Regions from separate parts of the Homo sapiens genome. Here region 1 is linked to region 2. Evidence: read pairs that join two places in POLR2A ChIA-PET (ENCODE). Cell type or tissue: PC-9. All regions are shown on one strand. Each heading gives the region's core, and the rest is flanking DNA. Links, peaks and the distances in the headings are about the cores only.

What was found. Peaks named below come from ENCODE experiments on the same cell type or tissue, not always from the same donor. Only the 100,000 strongest peaks of a DNase experiment are listed, where the experiment ranks them.
Region 1: POLR2A ChIA-PET joins it to region 2 with 11 read pairs; 1 of 35 experiments calls an interaction of 5 or more read pairs at or near these places.

The regions. Positions count from the first base shown.
Region 1 is chr1:165,876,957-165,885,003 of GRCh38, reverse strand. The region is part of intron 1 of UCK2 (uridine-cytidine kinase 2); the gene reads right to left. Among named protein-coding and RNA genes, the nearest start is that of MIR3658, 27 kb to the left of the region's middle. RefSeq lists an enhancer at 2,583-2,682. In PC-9, for the core only: no CTCF peak of the experiment used is centred there; no DNase peak of the experiment used is centred there; H3K27ac peaks cover 659 bases.
Region 2 is chr1:167,157,784-167,165,830 of GRCh38, reverse strand. It overlaps the pseudogene RPS17P6. Among named protein-coding and RNA genes, the nearest start is that of LINC01363, 34 kb to the left of the region's middle. In PC-9, for the core only: no CTCF peak of the experiment used is centred there; DNase peaks (open chromatin) are centred at 2,740 and 4,370; H3K27ac peaks cover 2,897 bases.

The sequences.
Region 1 (8,047 bases), core at 2,017-6,016, 1.3 Mb after region 2:
TAAAAGGAAGCTAAAAGCTCACCAAGAAAACCTGTTCTAGAAATGTTTATTATGTTCAAAAGAATCCAGCTGTTAGGAGCCAGGGTCCACTAGACATGCTGAACAATGAACTCCTTTAGCAGAGACTTCCCATTTGGGAAGCCCCAGTGGCAGTAAACAGCTCATCAACAGGCCCCTTCGGCTGGCAGTTTCCAAAAGGGCAGCTGTTGAGCCAGCATAGGTTCCTGTATTGCTACACAAAGGATATTTCTCTAAAATCGTTCTCACCCTGGAGGTGGCTCTGACAGCCTAAACACAATCTTACTATGTTAGTTCTAGTGTGTGTCTTCCAGGAGCTAATCCATAAAATCCTCTTGCCCAGTTCCAAGACCACTGAATAAATAAAAGAAAACAAGCAGGGTAATCAGCTCTGTCGCCTCTTTGTCATATACCCTCCACTACACTTCAGTGCTCAGAACCTGACATAGCCCAAGCCTGGACAGCTCAGAACAATTCAGCCCTTGGGAGGGCGTCGGGTTAGGTGTGTCCCTACGGGAATGGGCTGGCACACCTCACAGTCATCCTTACAGAAGAAGACCAGATAACCATGCTGCCCAACATTTTTGAATCCCATCAAGATGTCTGTTGTAACACTCCGAATGAGCTGCTTCAGAATCACAGGGAGGGCTGCTCAGAGGGAAGAAAACTTAGCAACCACAGCCAATCGGCTCCAGGTTGAGGCACACTGATTGATCATTTCCTCCCTGCTTTTCAGGACGGGAAACAACATCACAGCAGAGAAGAATGCTTGAAGGCCAGACGCTTGGCCTCCTCAGGCAGGAAGATCCCATCTAGCTCCTTGGCTCTGGGACTATGTGTGGGTCACATCAATTACTCTTGGCAGTAGCTTTCCCTGTCACTATCATAAAGTAAGTATCACCACTAGCTTATATGGTATCCATCTCAAAGGAAAAAACCATTGCAGCCCCCAGACATTACATCACTCCTTTGCGGGTAGGGGTTGCTCCCCACATGGCTCAGAAGCTCTAATTTACAGGCATTAGAAAACCAAAGCACCAGTAATTTGCCCTGGTTTAAAACTAAGAACAAGGTTCAAACCTGCTGGCTCAACTTCCAATCCAACTGATTAAGTGGCACAATAGAGAGGTGTCACTCAAATGCTTCCCTGGAATATCTGCAAAGCCATCTATTCTTTTCTTTTTTCAGCAGCAAGATTTATTGTGAAGAACGAAAGAACAAAGCTTCCACAGCATGGAAGGGGACCCAAGTGGGTTGCCCTAGGCCATCTATTCTTGAAGTCATGCATGGCCCCAGAGCCCATGCATTGCTGACTAGGAGCTCCTAGCTACAATACAATCACCACCACCCACCCATGCCACCACATACAGGATCTAAATTAAAAACTCACTAAATTACTAATAAGGTTCTTCAGTACCAAAAAGCAGCCATGGGTCAATCAAATAACTGAAGAGCTTTTGGAGCACAAGGACCAATAGTGTGACTAAGTTTTTATTCTCAGGCACCTGGACTGGGGGGTGGGGGTGTGTCTCCCAAATGTCTGTTAAATAGAAATGTCAAAATTTATCAGAAGTCTTTTTTGAAGTCGTAACATCTTAGCTCACTGCAGCCTCGAACTCCTGGACTCAAGCCATCAGTCCTTGAATTTTAGCTGGGCACACAGACTGCATTTTTCAGCCACCTTTGCAGTTCCTCATGACTATGCAACTGTTCCCTCTTTTGACATTCCTTCCTGTTGACTCAAATGAAGACCTGATAGCTGAAGCTCAAGCAGCCACCTTGCAGCACTGCTATCATTCTAACTAAGGATGGGAGAGCAGCTAAATAAAAGCCCAAGATTCAAATAATTAGAGCTGAGAGCCATTAAGAGTGAGTGCTTCACACCCGTAATCCCAGCACTTTGAGAGGCCGAGTCAGGCAGATCACGAGGTCAAGAGATCAAGACCATCCTGGCCAACATGGTGAAACCCGGTCTCTACTAAAAATACAAAAAATTAGCTGGGTGTGGTGGCACGCGCCTGTAGTCCCAGCTACTTGGGAGGCCGAGGCAGGAGGATCGCTTGAACCCGGGAGGCAGAGGTTACAGTGAGCTGAGATCATGCCACTGCACTCCAGCCTCGTGACAGAGCGAGACTGTGTCTCAAAAAAAAACAAAAGAGTGAGTGTTAAGGTCTGAATGTGTCCCCCCAAAATTCACACGCTGAAATGCTGAAACTTAACTGCTGATGTGATTGTACTAGAAGGTAGGCCTATAGGAGGTGATGAGGGCCCTTATGAAAGGGCTTGAGGGAGTGGATTCATTCTCTTCTGCTCTTCTGCCATGAGAGGACACTGCATTAGTCCCCTCTAGAGGATTCAGCAACCAGTTGCATCCTTGGAAGCAGACAGCGGCCCTCACCAGACACCAACCCTGCCAGTACCTTGATGTTGAACTTCCCAGCCTCTGGAATTGTGAGAAATAAATTTCTGTTCTTCATGAATCACACAGTGTCAGGTATTTTGTTACAGCAGCACAAACATTCTGAAATAATGAGGTACACTATCTTTAAACCCTGTTTTAGAGGTTTTCTGTCACTTTCAACAGAAGTGATACTAATACTGAGGTCAACACTCACATAACCAGCACACCTTAGTATATGGCTCTTGGTAGAAACGTTCTCTTGAAAGCTGAGGAAATCCTTTGTCCTGGTCCAACAGGCTGCCTTAATTATCACAGGAACCACAAGTAACTTATCAGCCAAGTCATTTCCATGTGAGTTTTAAAGGGTAGGGTGATGAACATACACCTGAACCAGTGTCCCCAGACCACTGCTCTGTCACCTGCCGACCTCCAGATATTTACCCAGAGGTGTTTCTTCCCCCTTTCGGCACCTGTTTGTGCCACAGACCAAGCTCTCCGTAGAGAAAGTAGTACCCAGGAGAGGGAAACCCACAAGGCTATTAACAGTAGAAGATGAAAGATTCCCCACAACAGAAGCTCCCAGTTTTAATTCCTGATCCATCTGTTGGTGCCGCAAAGGTAGTCCAGCCTAGAAAGATGCAGATGTTAGACTGCGTCTGAGAGATCTTCTGGCTGATCAACAGTCACCAACATAAACAAGTTCCTAGGACTTTTCCCTGAAGTGCCAATCTCATTAAGCTCTATTACTAGAAAAGACATTTGAAAAATTCACTTCTGGGTTTATGTAATTACATGTTTGGCTCTGCTCTTTAGACTCACCAGCACTTGGAAATTAAGTGGTTCAAAATTAACTGAGTGATGATAATAATAGCTAACACACAGAACATGCTATATGTCAGGAACTATTCTAAAAGCTTTACATATACTTGGTTATATTTAATCCTCAAATCAACTCTATGAAGTGGGTATTCTTATTACCCCTATTTTACTTTACATAAGAAGAAACTGAGTCAGAGAAGCAGATTAAGTGACTCGGACCAAAGTCAAACGTCTGAAAAACAGTTGAGCCTGTCTTCAAAGTCAGATGGGCTGGCTTCAAGATGCATGCTCTTCGCCACCACACAGTAGAGTAAGCAGTAGAGTAAGAATCAACATTTCTACCCTCATGCCAAGTAACAAACTTACAGTGAAATTGATCAAGATAGAAAACAAACAAACAAACAAAAAAAAACCCTGAGTAAGTACATATGAGGACAGGGGAGAATATAGTACAAATACTCTGACTATAACCATGTAAAAGATATAGGTAAACATGACAGAGAAAATCTGGAAGGCAAACTGGCCAAAAATGAGAACTATGGTTCTTCTACATCATCTCTTTTTTTTTTTTTTTTTTTTTTTTAAGTTTTATTGAGACAGAGTCTTACTCTGTCGCCCAGGCTGGAGTACAGTGGCGTGATCTCAGCTCACTGCAACCTCTGCCTCCCAGGTTCAAACAATTCGTCTGCCTCAGCTTAACGAGTAGCTGGGACTATAGGTGTGCACCACCACACCCAGCAAATTTTTTGTATTTTTAGTAGAGACGGGGTTTCAACATGTTGGCCAGGCTGGTCTCGAACTCCTGACCCAAAGTGATCCACACGCCTCGGCCTCCCATGGTGCTGGGATTACAGGCATGAGCCACCACGCCCAGCCTGCTACATCATCTTAAACAAAAAGGCAGAGAGGTATCTACACTGCTCATGTGAGACCAAGTTCTAGGCTCACCCAGAGCCTGGTTAACAGCTACCACCAAGCAAAGACAAAACAGGGCTATGCTTGAGATTCAAGGGGCAATGTATCCCTCGCAACTGAATTAAGATTATTCCATATAGAATAGTGATTAATTTCAGTCTTTATTCTAAGCCTGAATATGGAGTCTATGGATCCTACTTTGTATTTGTCCCCACAGGACAAACACAAAAGACATCACACACACACACACACACACACACACACACACACACACACACACACACCCCCAAAAAAAACTGAATGGATCTAGGCTTGTTGCTAACTTTGGTGAACTGCTGCTTATGATGCCCTCTCCAAGAAGCAGAAACAAAGAGGAGACCTGCTGGAAGACTAATTATTACTGACTTGTGGGTGCAAGTGAGGCTGGGTCTATTTCTTTCCCCTTTTACTTGAGCGTTAAGAGGCAAGTTGGGATAGTGAAAAACAACAAACTGGGCCCCTTGTCCTGGGTGACACACCAAAACCCACCCACTTGCTAGGGACCTGTTTACTGAGCAAAGATAATATGCTTATTACAGAAATTATGGACTGAAAGAAAGAACTGAAGTCCTTCTGGGTATGAGACACAAAACGAAAGCTGACTTTCCTCCGTTCTTAAAAAACTGAATAGATCAAGAGAGCACAATGTGCCAGTTGGATCCTCTGCCGAATCTTTCCAAATTGCAGGCCGCACATGAGTAAACATTTAATGTGGATGTAACAGCACAACAGTGCTTTGTTGTACAAAGTATATTTTAGTTAACTCCTCCATCCAGTAATCCTTATCTAAACTGGAAAATCAGAAATCAGACTGTCTAGTTATCAAGATTTTTAACATTTTCTTCTTAATTTCTCCTCCAGCACCCACATCTAATGCCCAAATACAGAGCAACAGGGGAAGGAAAGAGAAAGCAATGCCAAGCACCCACTTCCGTTCCTTTTTCAGAGTCTCTTTCACATCTTTGAAAACTAATCTTATTATTTATTCTTCATAGCATTTGAAGAAAGGGGTTCAAGTCCTCTATTGGCTGTCTCAATTCCCTCGACTGTTCCCTTCTAAGTTTTGCTGAATTCGTCATTCATCACTACCATCTCCAGGGCCCCAAAACTCCAAGAATCAAAAAAGAGAAAAGAGAAAAGAACTCCCAAAGCCACATAGACCACGTTACTGTATAAGGAGGAGTAAGTTCATCACACTGGAAGTCATCATAAATTTTCAGGGCTAATCTACTACTGACAAAATAATAATAATAATAATAATAATAAAAAGCAAACATCCTTTGAATATAATGATTTTCTTTTATTAATTTGTGAAACTGGCAGAACTATCAGTAGATATGGGCCAAACTCTTATTTCAGACCCACGCAAATATGAATAACTGATATGACAAAGATGCAAATGCAATTCAGTGGAGGAAGGACAGCCTTTTCAAGAAGTGGTGCTGAAGCAACTGAATGGATATCCATCGACCAAAAAAATGAACCTCAAGCCAAGCATGGTGGTCTGCTCTGCAAAAGATCCTGACAAGAGAATGACAACAAGATACAGGCTGGGAGAATACATTTGCAAAAGGCATGCCTGATAAGAGGTTGTTATCCAAAATATAACAAAAAATAAAAACACAAAACTCTTAAAATTCGACAATAAGAAACAAACCTAACAAAAAATGGTCTAAAGACCTTAACAGACACTTCACCAAAGAAGACATATAGATGACATATAAGCATATGGAAAGATGTTCCACATCTATTGTCATCAGGGAAATGCAAATTAAAACAAGGTACCACTACATACCTATTAAAATGGCCAAAATGTAGAACACTGACAACACCAAGTGCTAACAAGGATGTGGAGCAACAGGAACTCTCACTCATTGCTGGTAGGGCTGCAAAATGGTATAGCCACTTTGGAAGACAATTTGGCAGTTTCCTGTGAAACTAAACAGTCTTACCATACAATCCAGCACCCATGTTCCTTGGTATTTACCCAAAGGAGTTTAAAATGTATGTTCACACAAAAACTTGCGCATGGTATTTATAGAAGCTTTATTCATAATTGCCAAAACTTGGAAGCAAGCAACCAAGATGTACTAAAGTAGGTGAATGAATAAACTGTGGTACAGCTAGACAATGGAATGTGATTCAGTGCTAAAAAGAAATAAGCTGGCAGCCGGGCACGGTGGCTTACGCCTGTAATCCCAGCACTTTGGGAGGCCAAGGTGGGCAGATGACGAGTTTAGGAGATCAAGACCACTCTGGCCAACATGGCCAGAGGGGGTTTCACCAAACCCCGTCTCCACTAAAAATACAAAAATTAGCTGGGCATGGTGGCACGCACCTGTAGTCCCAGTTACTCAGGAGGCTAAGGCAGGAGAATCGCTTGAACCCAGAAGGTGGAGACTACAGTGAGCCGAGATTGCGCCATTGCACTCCAGCCCGGGTGACAGAGCAAGACTCTGTCTCAAAAAAAAAAAAAGAAAGAAAGAAATGAGCTGGCAAGCCATGAAAAGACACTGAGAAACCTTAAATGCATATTGCTAAGTGAAAGAAGCTAATCTGAAAAGGTCACATAATGTATGATTTCAACTACAGTATATGACATTCTTAAAAAGGCAAAACTATGAGGACAACAAAAAGATCAGTGGTTGCCAGGGGTTAGGGGAAAGGCAGGGATGAATGGGCAGAGCACAGGGGATTTTTTAGGGAAGTGAAACTATTCTGTATGATGCTATAATGGTGGATAACATGTTATCATACATTTGTCCAAACCCACTCAATGTACAACAGCAAAAGTGAACCCTAATGTCAACTATTAACTTGTTGATAAGGATGTGACAATGTAGGTTCATGACTGTGACCAACGTACCTCTCTGATGGGGGGTGTTGATAATAGGGGAGGTTGTGCATGTGTTGGGCCAAGGGGAATCAGAGAAATCTCTATCTTTTCCTCAATTTTGCTAGGAACCTAAAACTGCTCTTTAAAAAAAGCATATTAAAGAAGATAATAAACATGCAACTAAACTACCATATGATCAGGCAATTGTACTGATCCCACAGAAATGAAAACATAGTCACACAAAAATACATACACAAATGTTCATAGAAGCTTTGTTAGAGCCAAAAATTAGAAGCCACCCAGATGGCCTTCATTACGCCGATGGTTAAACTACGGTATATCCATACAATGGACTATTACTCAGCAATAAAAACGAATGACTGCTGATACAACAACCTGCACGAATCTCCAGAGAATTGTGCTGAGTAAAAAAGGGCAATTCCAAAAGGTTACATACAGTATGGTTATATTTGTATAAAATTGTGGAACGATTAGTGGTGGACCACGGTTAGGGACAGGGAGCAGTGGAGGGGCGGGAAATCCGGGGCAGGTAATAAACAGCAAAACAGCAGTAGCGATGGAAGTGTTCTGTATCTTCACTGTATCAACGTCAACATCCCGGTGTCTTTTGTAATATGGGATCTCTCTGTATTATTTCTTATGTGTTTGTGAACCTACAACTATCTCAAAACAAAATGTTTATCTAAAAAAAAGATTAGCGACTATCCATCTTCTGCCATTTGTCTTTTTATTTATCCCAGAGGTATAGCTTCTCACTTTTCAAAATTCTTAATTTTTCCTCACAAAGCAGTGTTAATAATTAATTGGGATGAGATGAATGCATTCTGCACACAGGACAAATTTTGGGGGGGTCAGTGGACCATTTATAAGTGAGTTACATTGTTGCCCCCCAAAATCTACGATCATATTCTAACTCCCCCAACCTCAAAATATGACCTTATTTGGAAAAAAGGTCTTTGCACATGTAATTAAGTTAAATATCTTGAGATGAGATCATC
Region 2 (8,047 bases), core at 2,511-6,510:
CTTCCTATTCAACACTTACTGGGTATTCAGTACCAAGCCAGCATAAAGCTGTGTTCTGGGTTTTCAGGATTAGGAAGGTGTATAGAGATGTGTAGGCACAGGGAAAAAGTGAGAAAACATTTCTAGCTTGCATAGAATTCTGTTTTTCTGAAAGAATAGAAAAATATAGAAATTTCCTATGTTTTTCCTAAATATCTTCTCTTCCTTTTTCTCTTCATTTGCTAAGATACCTAAATTATTATTATTTTTAAAAAGACATAATTATCTTAATTACGTGACAGAAATTGACTATGCTTTAGGTACTAAAAGTGATGCTGTTTTAAATTCTACAAGCCCAGTGGATAAACAAAATATGGTATATTCATGTAATGGAAGATTATTCTGACAGGAAGAGGAATAAAATACTAAATGAAATACTACATTGTGGGTGAAATTTGAAAACCTTATGCTAAGTGAAAGAAGCTAGTTATAAATGACAACATATTGTATGATTCCACGTATGTGAAATGTCCAAAGTATGCAAATTCAGTGAGACAGGGAGTAAAAGTGGTTGCCAAGGTTTGGGAGGAGAGATAAATGGGGAATAACAGCTGATGGGTTTAGAGTTCCTTTTGGGGGTGATGAAAATATTCTGGAATTACCTAATGGTGATAGTTGTACAACCTTGGAGTATATTAATCAAAGTGTGCCCAGCTCTTTGTGAAGATGACTCTTTATTACCATTTTGAATCTGTTCCCCTCTAACAACACATATAATCAAAAAGTCATCAGATTAATGTGATGTTTATTAAGAATGTGTAATAACATGAATAAATGCTTCTTATAACATGAACTTTAAAAAGTGGGTTATAATGTGGGGTTGCAGTGTGCACATAACCACTGAATTGCACCATTTAAATAGGTGAATTTTGTACTATGTAAAATATATTGCAATAAAGCTTTAGAAAACATTCTACAGGCCTGGTAGCAGTGTGTAATCTCAGGGTGGAGGTCACTCATAAATTTCATTCCAAATACTTCACAGTCTGTGTAAGGGGTTTGAGATGCCTCACTATTCTTTGAGATAGGAAACAACAAGGGTTTGGTGATGGGAAAAATCCTGAAAATAAGGCATTGGATGAGCAAAGTAGGAGATGGTTGGCATAGGATGGCACTGAGCCTTCATGCACACTGGAAGCATGTTTGCACATGGATCAGCAATACATATGCAGTGAGGGAGGGTGCACATGTATTGCCAGACAAGTAATGCATATGGGGACCTGGAGGTTGGGTAGAAATGAGGATCAGGAATGTAGAGAGGGGCTCTTCACTGGGTTGATAAAATAATAATGCACCATGGCTGGGCACGGTGGCTCACACCTGTAATCCCAGCACTTTGGGAGACAGAGGCAGGTGGATCACCTGAGGTCAGGAGTTTGAGACCAGCCTTGGCCAACATGGTGAAACCTTATCTCTGCTAAAAATACAAAAATCAGCCAGGTGTGGTGGTGGGCGCCTGTAATCCCAGCTACTCAGGAGGCTGAGGCAGGAGAATCACTTGAACTCAGGAGGCGGAGGTTTTAGTGAGCCAAGATCGTGCCACTGCACTCCAGCCTGGGGAACACAGACAGACTCCGTCTGAAAAAAAAAAGCACCACAACTGAGGAGTTCAATTGCTTTTGAAGGTTAAAATACTGCAGAGAAGATTCTTAAAGCAGAGGCTGGGGAGATAAACCAACAAAAGAATAATGTAAGGCAAAATGTAATCAAGACTAATGTGTTTCCCAAGTTATAAGTCAATAGGGAAGTGCAGTCACTTTTTTAAAAAATTAAAATTATTTTTCTATTAAAGGATATTATATAAATTAAAAATATAAACAGATGCATTTATTTCTATTGTTTTTTTCCTAATCCTAGACCTTTTGTTGTTATTTTAAAACTTATATGCACACTGCAACCCAACATTGTAACCCACTTTTTTCAGTTCATATTATAAGAAGCATTTACTCATATCATTACACATTCTTAATAAACATCACATTAATTGAGTGACTTTTTGATTATGTGTGCTGTTAGAGGGGAGCAGATTCAAAATGACTAGTAATTAAAAAGTCATTTTTACAAAGAGCTAGGCAAACTTTGATTAATCTGAATGCTGAGAGAATTAATTCTTCTTTATAAAATAAAACTCAACCTTAAAAAGCATGCGATGTTCTAGCCAGGGAGACAGGAAATACATTAAAAAGCTGAACAGCGCAGAGGCAGAATTATTATCTTTTCCTTACCAGTCTCACAGCAATGATTTAAAAAAAATATTCTCAGGACAAGGGCAGATACAGGCTGGAACAAAGGAGTCAATTGAATTGTTGAATGGGGTTGTTTGAAACTCATAGCTGAAACAATAGTCTTGAAAGACAAGGTACCAGAGAGTGGAAAGGTTTTTTAAATTCCAAAAGCTGGCTTTGAACATCAAAAGCTGAAACCGGAAGGAAGCTGGGCATAAAATTTATCCACAAACCACAGAATAGGTAGGAATGTACAAGACTCAGCTGCCTCCTGAGACCTGTTTATTACTGAGATAAGAAGCCTATTCCAGAATGTAAATCAACTTTATCACTATGAACACTGTTTAGTTCAGTTGGCACTGTTGTTGATTTGTGTGTGTGTGTGTGTGTGTGTGTGTGTGTGTGTGTGTGTGTTTTTGGTAGCAAGACTTTCTTGATGAAGGAAGCAATACGGTGATTTATGTGCTGACACCAACCAGACTTAGCTTGTTGCCAACCAGCACTTTGAGTAGCTCTGTTGTAAGAGATAGTTTTACATTCCAAAAGGGGAGGGACCTGAGAGTTGGGAAAGGAAAGCAGGAGAGCAAGATACCTTGAGCTTCCCTGTGAGAATGTTCAGAGTCCTAATCCCTCTCCCCCTACCCCTGTTGGCTTCATGCCAGCAGTGGGGTGTAGAAAATGTGTGTTAGAAACCTCTGATAGGGCCTCTTTTACCAAGGACCAGCCAACATGGGCCGCGTTCACACCCAAACCGTGAAGAAGGCGGCCCAGGTCGTCACAGAAAAGTACTACACGCGCCTGGGCAATGACTTCCACACGGATAAGCGCGTGTGCGAGGAGATCGCCATTATCCCCAGCGAGAAGCTCCACAACAAGATAGCAGGCTATGTCATGCATCTGGTGAAGTGGATTCAGAGGGGTAAGATACCAGTAAGAGGTATCTCCATCAAGCTGCAGGAGGAAGAGAGAGAAAAAAGAGACAATTATGTTCCCGAGGTCTCAGCCCTGGATCAGGAGATCATTGAAGTACATCCTAACGCTAAGAAAATGCTTTTGGACTTCAGCATTTGGCAGTCTGTCCAACCTGCAGGTCAGTCAGCCTACAGTTCGGATGACTTTCAAAACGCCTAGGGGACCTGTTTGAATCTTTCTGCAATACTGTAATATTTTCAATAAACCTGGGACAAAGGCACAAAACAAACAAACAAACAAAAATAAACCTCTGATAGGTTTGATGGGAGTGGGGCCTGAGGCAAGAGGGCACTCATGCCTTGCTCCCCAAGGTGTAGCCTAGGCAGACAGGCCCTTAGAGAGGCACACATGATGCCAGAACAATAGTCACTGTAGCTGCTTGAGTGAGTTACTCGAGGACTACCTCACAGTGTCCTAGCAGCCTTGAGGTCCAGAGATCTGGTGTGGGGGAGGGAGAAATATTGTGAGAGGGCTAGAAACTTTAGAGGCCTTGGGTTAAGATGAGGAGGGAGCAGAGTAGCGTGCCTCATGTTCAGAGGCCTTGGCAGTGTTGCAGATATCTGTTACTGGAAAGGGGTCTCTCTATCCAGGCCCCAAGAGAGGGTTCTTGGATCTTGCGCAAGAAAGAATTAGAGGGGAATCCATAAAGTGAAAGCAAATTTATTAAGAAAGTAAAGGAATAAAAGAATGGCTAATTCATAGGCAGAGCAGCCCTGAGGGCTGCTGGTTGGCTATTTCTTGATTATATGCTAAACGGGGTGGATTTTTCATGAGGTTTCCGGGAAGGGGTGGGCAATTCCTGGAACTGAGGGTTCCATCCCTTTTTAGACCATATAGGGTAACTTCTGGGCATTGGCATGGCATTTATTAACTGTCAAGGTGCTGGTGGGAGTGTCTTTTAGCATGCTAATGCATTATAACTAGCATATAATGAGCAGTGAGGATGACCAGAGGTCACTTTCATCATCATCTTGGTTTTGGTAGCTTCTGGCCGCCTTCTCTACTGCATCCTTCTATCAGCAACGTCTTTGTGACCTGTACCTTGTGCTAACCTCTTATCTCATCCTGTGACTAAGAATGCCTAACCTCCTAGGAATGCAGCCCGGCAGGTCTAAGCCTTATTTTACCCAGCCCCTATTCAAGATGGAGTCACTCTGGTTCACATGCCTCTGACACATCCACCACAAAGGTAGAGAGGAAAGAGCCACGTAGCTGTGATGGCTTGCAGATGAGAAGACAGCCCTGGGACAAAGGTAACCTCCAGTGCCTCTCTTTGTTATGGGGCACTTAACTGCTCTTGGCCAGGCACTGTGGCTCACGCCTGTAATCCCAGCATTTGGGAGGCTGAGGTGGTCGGATCATTTGAGGTCAGGAGTTCGAGACCAGCCTGGCCAACATGGTGAAACCCCATCTCCATTAAAAATACAAAAAATTAGCCGTGCGTGGTGGCGCATGCCTGTATTCCCAGCTACTCGGTAGGCTGAGGTGGGAGAATTGCTTGAACCTGGGAGGTGGAGGTTGCAGTGATCTGAGATCTTGCCATTGCACTCTCCAGCCCGGGTGACAGAGTGAGACTTCATCTCAAAACAAAAACAACCAAAAAAACCTTAACTACTATTTTTACCTCCTTCATTACCTGAAACTTAGATGTACTCTGCCAGCCTTGTTCCAAGGGGTGGAACTTGGAATTGACTAAGTATTCTCTCCTCAAAAAATGGGGGAGAACTATACTCAAAGTGAGTTGAATGGGCAACACTGAATTTTCTACTATTGGTGGAATTGGGGGCTTGTGAGTTAAGTTAGTTACGAGGAAATAAAAATATATTTCTGCACTCTTTAGGTTGTGATCCTATCAGTTAGGATAGGCTAGATTATGCTGCAGTATCAGATAATCCCCAACTCTCAGGCACATAGCATACATGGGGCAGCTGAGGCTTGGTTCAAAATCATCCTCACTTCAAGACCTATGCTGATGGAGCTGGAACTTGCCTTTTTGCAGAAGGAAAGACAGCTCTGGAGAGTCTCCTGTTAATGATTAAATGCCCCAGTTCAGAAGTGACACACATCACTTCTATTATTTCCACTCAGAGCATATTGACCTGTATCAGCCACAGTGTCCCACTCACGAGGGGGCTGGAAAATATTGTCCTTCTCTATGTTCAGAAGGTGGCAATCCAAAAATATTTGATAAACAGCGCTAATGACTACCCTAGTAGCTGTAAAAGTCTTACCCATTTCACATTTAGGGCTTCAGGACAAAAAACAAAACAAACAACAAAAAAAGCAAGATATATAAAGTGCTGTGGTTTGGATGTGGTTTGTCTCTGACAAAACTCATGCTGAAATCTAATTGCCAATGTAGCAGTGCTGGGAGATGGCACCTTTAAAAGGTGATTAGGTCGTTAAGATAGGTTAATGTCTTTCTTCCAAGACTGGGTTAGTTCTACTGGGAATGGATTAGTTCCCACTAGCGCGGTTTGTTACAAAGCAGGGTTGACTCTCAGGTTTTGCCCTCTTTGAACACACCCACTTGCCTTTCTGCTTCTCTGCCCTGTTGGGACACAGCACGTGGCCCTCACCAAAAGCAGAGCAGATGCCAGTGCCATGCTCTTGGACTTTCCAGCCATCAGAAATGTGAGCCAAATAAACCTCTCTTCTTTTTAAATTACACATTCTCAGGTATTTTGTTATGGCAATACACGACAAAACTTAGGCGTATAGAATAGCTCTGTAGAGCATAGAACCTGAGGTTGAGTTTTGACTCACTTGTAAATGGAGGTATGCTCTTAGCTAGCTTACTTAACCTCTTTGACATTTAGAGTTTCCCCAGGGTTGGTGTAAAAAGTATACGCAATAACTTCCTGGCATATGGAAGTGACACAATAAATAGCTATTATTTTTATCTTTTTTTGTTATCATTTGTTTCTTTTCCTGATAGTTTATAGTCCTAATTAAGTCAGAGTGCTGGTTAGTGGATTTCCAGCTAATTAAAGTCTTTTTTTCTTTTTAAAGTTTATCTTGGCCGTGCGCGGTGGCTCATGCCTCTAATCCCAGCACTTTGGGAGGCCGAGGTGGGCGGATCACTTGAGGTCAGGAGTTCAAGACCAGCCTGGCCAACATGTCTCTACTAAAAATACAAAAATTAGTTGGGTATGGTGGTGCACACCTGTAATCCCAGCTACTCAGGAGGCTGAGGCAGGAGAATTGCTTGAACCTGGGAGGTGGAAGTTGCAGTGAGCCAAGACTGTGCCACTGCACTCCCTCCTGGGTGACAGAGCAAGACTCTGTCTCAAAACAAAACAAAACAAAACAAACAAAAAGTTTATCTTAAAAAATATACAGTCAGACACTTATATTCAGCCAACCACATGTATTTCCAGCGGTGGCCCTCTGGGCTCATTTTGAATGATGGATATCTCATCCCCCATCCTAGAATGTCCCTGTGCCATCAGAAACAGTGGGCGGTGACTAAGGAGTGGTCTACATTTGGTTTTGTGTGCTATGTGGTTGGTAGTAAATGGAAATGATTGCTTCTCCTGCCCTACCCAAACCCACGACTAACAAATGTGAAATTAAGTAAATAACAGAGAGGGCTATGAGGGAAGTATAGCAAGAGCACAGGCCCCTGCAACCTCCATGGTGTTAACCCTACACCAGCATCAGTGTGATTCACAGCTGACCCTGTCAGGATTTCCATGAACAAATGGACCTACCACCTCTTCAGAACAAATCCAGACAGTCCATGTCACATATTTTGGTTTAGGATGTGGAAAGGTGCCCACCAGAACCTGGAAACAGCAGGACTGCCCATTTCCACTTCCTGCTGGTGTACTCTGGGGTTTTAGCATGGACTAAGGGGCAGAGGGGAGTGGAGGGCTTGCTTTCTCCCCAGCTGTCTTTCAACATAGCTCTCTCCTCTTCTCTGACCACTTCCCTCTCCCACTCCGACTCTAGGCCTCCACCAGGAAGGTGGAGGAAACCACGGGCACCTGACTCAGAGAAGGGTTCAGGTACCTCCTTTCTTGTGCCCTTCCCTTCTCAAAGAAGAGGTTTGGATTTGGGCAGCAATGAAAGGAGCACTTCTGGAAGGCACACTTCTCTCAGCCAGAGTCTGAGTGTGTGTGTGTGTGTGTGTGTGTGTGTGTGTGTAGACAAACCCTGAGTTCTTTTTAATCACTGGGGACCAAGTACTATAGTTGTACACAAGATACGAGACACTGTCTAAAAGTAACCATGAAGGTGAATAGGCTTGGCCTGAGGCAAAGTGATGTTTTGTATAGAGAGGGTTACTGCTGTTTCAGGATATCCCTTGCCAAGCCCGATTATGTTGTAAATTGAACTCCGACAGAGAAGGAGGACACTTTGTGAAGTCAGTTGTGTCATCAGATCACCCATCCTCCAAACCACCCCAGGAATAAAATAAAACAGAGGCACAGAAGATTTTTTTCTATAGCCCAATCCCCAGTACACATTCTGCCGAGGGAATAAAAAGTGTCCTTCAAGGAAGGACAGCCTCAGAAATTGCATTCTCTTTTAAAATTAATTTTAAAATTCACTGGCAAGGGTGGGGAGAAAATCCTTTAGCATACCTTACAAAGCACAGGGTAAGGTCAACCATAAATAGCAGAGTCCCTCTCCTAACTTAGTTTGAAGGAAGGGTGAGACTGAGAGGGCAAGGCAGAGAAAGACACATGGAATAAAAGAAAAATTTCACAGAAAAGGGACAGCTGCATGCTGAAATAAATTAGACATACCTGCAGAATGGGAGTTTGGACTTCCCACAGGACACAGATGTCCTTGGTGAATCCTGT